2 separate regions of the Homo sapiens genome follow, and region 1 is linked to region 2. A link is an interaction called in ENCODE POLR2A ChIA-PET data of the cell type or tissue named here. Cell type or tissue: CD4-positive, alpha-beta T cell. All regions are shown on one strand. Each heading gives the region's core, and the rest is flanking DNA. Links, peaks and the distances in the headings are about the cores only. Region 1 has its middle 51 kb from the start of PDC. Region 2 has its middle 85 kb from the start of PTGS2.

What was found. ChIA-PET counts read pairs that join two places held together with the same protein. Peaks named below come from ENCODE experiments on the same cell type or tissue, not always from the same donor. Only the 100,000 strongest peaks of a DNase experiment are listed, where the experiment ranks them.
Region 1: POLR2A ChIA-PET joins it to region 2 with 5 read pairs; 2 of 35 experiments call an interaction of 5 or more read pairs at or near these places.

What each region holds. Positions count from the first base shown.
Region 1 is chr1:186,510,858-186,513,770 of GRCh38, reverse strand. No RefSeq gene overlaps it. Among named protein-coding and RNA genes, the nearest start is that of PDC, 51 kb to the right of the region's middle. RefSeq lists enhancers at 1,282-1,411, 1,452-1,571, 1,379-1,880. In CD4-positive, alpha-beta T cell, for the core only: no CTCF peak of the experiment used is centred there; a DNase peak (open chromatin) is centred at 1,560.
Region 2 is chr1:186,593,828-186,596,740 of GRCh38, reverse strand. No RefSeq gene overlaps it. Among named protein-coding and RNA genes, the nearest start is that of PTGS2, 85 kb to the left of the region's middle. In CD4-positive, alpha-beta T cell, for the core only: no CTCF peak of the experiment used is centred there; no DNase peak of the experiment used is centred there.

The DNA.
Region 1 (2,913 bases), core at 271-2,770, 83 kb after region 2:
CTTTAAGGAGCTTAGCTACAGCCCCATTTGGCCTTAAGCCTGGAACCAAAACCAATCTGTTAAGGACTCCAGAACGAATCTTGCACACTGGTGCCTTGACGTAAAGGCTTGTCTGCCCTCTGACAGAGGTCTCAGCAGTGAACCTGAAAGTTAGCTCATGGCTCTGCTCTAATCCCACTAAGATGAGATCCCAGCTCAGAGCTGCTCACACAAGGATGCAGAGGGAGCCTGACAACGTCACCAACCTCCAGCCCACAGCTGATCCTGAAGTGGCCCATTCTCAGCTCCAGCCTGTCTTGCTGCAGTTGACGAACTATCTGGCCTCGTCAGGGTCCTCCTGGGAGATGTGTGTGCCCCTCTGAGCCAAGGAGACTGAGCTCTCCAGCCTCCATCTCACAACAAATCTGAAGAGGGCCCAGCCTCAGTTACAGCCCCTCTTACTGCAGTCTGGCAACTATCCTGTCTGTGCAGGGACCTGCTGAGAGGCAAAGACTTGTCTAAGACAATGTGATAGACAAGGCAGCCTCCATTCCACAATAGATCCCAAAGGGCCCAGTCTCAGCTCCAGCTCTTCCTACTGCACATGCTTGTGCAGGTATCTGCTGGGTGATGCACACTCATGTAAGCCAGTAAGACAGGCCAACTAGGCTCCTCCCCACAGCAGATCCTGAAGGGGCCAATCTCAACTCCAGCCCCTCTAGCTACAGCCTGAGACCCATCCTGCCAGTGCAGAGACCTGCTGAGAGGCATGCCTGCTGGGCCATTGGTATAGTTTTTGAGACTCAGGTCCGTGAACAGTATTCCCTTACAGGCCCAGTACATTCCTTGAGTCTTCCCCGGTCCATCTGTGCTGGAAAGCCATATCAACCACAGAGTCCTTGTGAGACTTGTGGCAAGCTAAGAGTGTTTCCTTTTGCTGAGACAGCTGCATTGGTCACAGGCTCAGGGAACACAACCATCAGTCTGCTTAGAACCATGGAAGGCCCTCTGAAAAGAAAAGCAGGCACAAAGCTGGATGGTGAAGACTAAAATAAATACCTAATCCCTCAATGTACAGACATTGTCACACATCCATAAGCATCAAAAACACTGAGGGAAAAACATCCTCCCCTAGCCAAGGGAAGCCATGAGGGACTGTGCCATGAGGAACGGTGCACCCGGGCCCAAATACTATGCTTTTCCCGTGGTCTTTGCAAACCGCAGACCAGGAGATTCCCTCAGGTGCCTATGCCAACAGGTCCCTGGGTTTCAAGCACAAAACCAGGCAGCCATTTGGGCAGACATAGAGCTAGTTTCAGGAGTTATTTTCACACCCCAGTGGTGCCTGGAACGCCAGCGAGACAGAAGTGACACTCCCCTGGAAAGGGGGCTGAAGCCAAGGAGCCAAGTGGTCTAGCTCAGCGGCTCACACCCCCACAGAGCCCAGCAAGAAACGATCTACTGGCTTGAAATTCTCGCTGGCAGCACCAGAATCTGAAGTCTACCTGGGACACTCGAGCTTGGTGGGGGAAGGGTGTCGCCATTACTGAGGCTTGAGTAAGTGGTTTTCCCCTCACAGTGTAAACAAACCCATGGGGAAGTTAAAACTGGGTGGAGCCCTCTGCAGCTCAGCAAAGCCGCTGTAGCCAGACTGCCTCTCTAGATTCCTCCTCTCTAGACAGGGCATCTTTGAAAAAAAGGCAGCAGCCCCAGTCAGGGGCTTCCAGATAAAATTCCCATCTCCCTGGGACACAGCACCCTGGGGGAAAGGGTGGCTGTGGGCAGAGCTTCAGCAGACTTAAGCATTCCTGCCTGCTGGCTCTGTGCAGTGGATCTCCCAGCACAGCGTTCGAGCTCTGCTAAGGGTCAGACTGCCTCCTCAAGTGGGTCCCTGACCACCTTGTCTCCTGACTGGGAGACATCTCCCAGCAGGGGTCAACAGACACCTCATATAGGAGAGCTCTGGCTGGCATCTGGTGGGTGCCCCTCTGGGATAAATCTTCCAGAGGAAGGAACAGGCAGCAATCTTTGCTGTTCTGGAGCCTTCACTGGTGATACCCAGGCAAACAGGGCCTGGAGTGGACCTCGAGGAAACTCCAGCAGACCCGCAACACAGGGGCCTGACTGATAGAAGGAAAACTAACAAACAGAAAGGAATAGCATCAACATTAACATCAATAAAAAGGACGTCCACTCAGAAACCATATATGAAGGTCACCAATATCAAAGACCAAAGGTATATAAATCCATGATGATGGGGAGAAATCAGTGCAAAAAGGCTGAAAATTCCAAAAACCAGAATGCCCCTTCTCCTCCAAAGGATCACAACTCCTCGCCAGCAAAGGAGCAAAACTAGATGGAGAATGAGCTTGATGAATTGGCAGAAGTAGGCTTCAGAAGGTGAGTAAACGCAAACTCCTCCAAGCTAAAGGTGCATGTTCTAAACCAATTCAAGGAAGCTAAGAACCTTGAATAACAGGTAGACAAATTGCTAACTAGAATAACCAGTTTAGAGAAGAATAAAAATGACCTGATGGAACTGAAAAATACAGCACAAGAACTTCATGAAGCATACGGAGGTATTAATAGCAAATCAATCAAGTGGAATAAAGGATATCAGAGATTGAAGATCAACTTAATGAAATAAAGTATGAAGAGAGATTGGAGAAAAATGAATGAAAAGGAACAAACGAAGCCTCCAAGAGATATGGGACTATGTGAAAAGACCAAACCTACATTTGATTGGTGCACCTGAAAGTGATGGGGAGAATAGAACCAAGTTGGAAAACACTCTTCAGGATATTTTCCAGGAGAACTTCTCTGACCTAGCAAGACAGACCAATACTCAAATTCAGGAAATAGCGAACACCACAAAGATACTCCTCGAGAAGAGCAACCCCAAGACACATAATCATCAGATTCACCAAGGTTGAA
Region 2 (2,913 bases), core at 306-2,805:
ATGCTTGGAGAACAGTTGTGTCACGTAGAGTTATTTATGAAACTAACAGATATGTATTGGGTTGTTGCCATATGTCAGTCACTTTTTTATGAGATGGAGATACAAAGAAATGATTTAACATGACCTTTTCTACTAGAGCTCATCGTTTTTAACATATTACCTGAGAACTCTTGGCTTCATAAAGAGACTGTGTGGGAAATATTTCCTTCTCCACACCTCCTCCAAGTATTTTGTAAACCAAAAAGTTTCCATCCCAAACCATACTAGAGAGAACTTATTCTCCACAGAAAAAGACAAATGACACTTTCTTGGGTATGCAAGTAAATGGAGGGCAATTAAAATTGTTTACACACATACTTTCTGTATTGCTTTATTACTACCACCATCACGATAAACCACCCATATAGATTCTTAACTCTAACATCTTCATGCATTAAAGCCAGATGCCATCATCTTTCTTTCAAAAAATTCCAGAATCTGCTGTATCACCTCCAACTTTTTTTATTCTTCCAGGCACAAATTTATAATAAACGATTACTTCATAAGGTGACCTCACACATCAACTCCCTGAACTCTCTCTACATTAATTAAGCCACAATGATTTGAAATCGGGGAAAACCCCATATACTTTCTGTGGTTGATGATTTCCTCTATCTTGCCAATTTTTTTTTCAATTTTAGTCAACACTGTGTTATAGTTATAATCTTCAACTATACATTAAATAGCATAGTTTTCTAATCTGGATGTGAAGAAATAGCTTAATCAGAACTATGGAAAAGTTTTTTCAGGTTGTATTCTTTAAATTTCATCATAAAAATATAAATCAATTATTACTACTCAGAAGAGAAACTGCCTGATACTGGACAGCAAGGATATTTTTGTGCTCATATTTGTAGCTACTGTATGTTTTACTTTTATTAAAGCAGGTGCTACACGAATGTTTGTCAAATTGAAAACAAGAGGAGAGTCCAAACATAAGGAAACAGTTTCATAACTTTAATTGAAAAGTTCAGAGACAAAAATTTATGTGACAAGAAATTATACTAAAGATAAAAATGACAACTGAAATTGCTCGTCTAGTTAAAGGATAATCTTTTTTTTTTTTTTTCAGACGGAGTCTCGCTCTGTCTCCCAGGGTGGAGTGCAGTGGCGCAATCTCTGCTCACTGCAAGCTCCGCCTCCCGGGTTCACGCCATTCTCCTGCCTCAGCCTCCTGAGTAGCTGGGACTACCGGCGCCTGCCACCGCGCCTGGCTAATTTTTTGTATTTTTAGTAGAGACGGGGTTTCACCATGTTAGCTAGGATGGTCTCGATCTCCTGACCTCTGATCCACCCGCCTCGGGCCTCCCAAAGTGCTGGGATTACAGGCGTGAGCCACTGCGCCCAGCCAGGATAATGTTTAATAAACCTTTGAAAAATACCCTCAATTCCTCATCTTTAAAATGAGAAAAGAGAGTCTGGGTGCAGCGGCTCATACCTGTAATCCCAACCGTTTGGGAGGCTGAGGCAGGAGGATTCACTTGAGCCCAAGAATTCAAGATCAGCCTGAGCAACACAGCAAGACCTTGTCAATAAATTAATTAATTAATTAAATGAGAGGAGCAATACTTTCCAGCTCCAGTTGTTAAAGTAACACATGAAATAATTGATATAAAGCATCTGGCACAGTTCCCAGCACCTAATAGGACTCAACTAATATAGTTCCCTTTCTTTCCTCTTTTCTGAATCTCCTCCATAAGGATGATCCTTGGAATACACTCTTCTTGATTGACTAAAGCAAAACAATAAGTATCAATTACACTGTTAATGACTCTAAGGTTTGGGAGTTTCGGGTTTTTTTTTTTTTTTTTTTTTGACAGGATCATGTTCTGTCACCCAGAATGGAGTGTGGTAGTGCCATCAGGGCTCACTACTACCTCAACCTCCTGGGCTCAAGCAATCCTCCCACTTCGGCCTCCCAAGTAGCTGGACCCACCCACACATGCCACCATGCCCAGATAATTTATGTATTTTTTGTATAGACAGGGTCTCACTATGTTGCCCAGGCTGGTCTTGAACTCCTGGGCTCAAGCAATTCTCCTATCTTGGCCTCCCAAAGTGCTGGGATTACAGGCATGAGCCATCGCACCCAGCCACCAAGCATTTTAAAAATGTTTTTCTGTATGTGTTTTTAAAACAACAGTATATCCAATGAATATTTACTGAGTACCTACTACATGCCAGGTCCTGGACATATAGGTCTGAATGTGTCATATACAGTCTCTGAATCTCATAGAGAAGACAGGCATCTACCAAATAATTAATTATAAGTTTCCCTATTTCTTACTTTTTCTCCTTAACTCTTCTTATTGAATAGCATACAATATTCCTGGCCTGTTTACCTAGTTTATTGTTTGTCTCCCCTACTAAAATGTTTGCTTTATTCTCTACTGAATCCACCAACATTAGTGCTTTGATAGATAATATACACTCAATGAACATCTGCTAAAAAATGAGTGAATTACAATTTTAATGAGCACTTTGAAAAAGTTTAAGATACTATGTAGCCTTATGACAGGTAGATAAATCTGGGGTTTCATATTAAGGATGACAGAAAGATGTCGCACTATATTTAAAAGACAAATAAACAGACCGGTCATATAGAAATGTGAGAAGGTAATTGATGTCGTCTGCCTGAAAAGCCACAAGAAACTTGTTTATGTCTTTCACCTCCCTGGTTAGCTGTATTCCTAGGTATTTTACTCTTTTTGTGGCTATTGCGAATGGGACTGTGTTCTTGATTTGGCTGTCAGCTTGGATTTTCTTAATGTATAGAAACGCTACTGATTTTATTTGCATTGATTTTGTATCCTGAAAGTTTACTGAAGTTGTCAGATCTAGGAGTTTTGGGGAAGACACTGTGGGTTTTCTAGG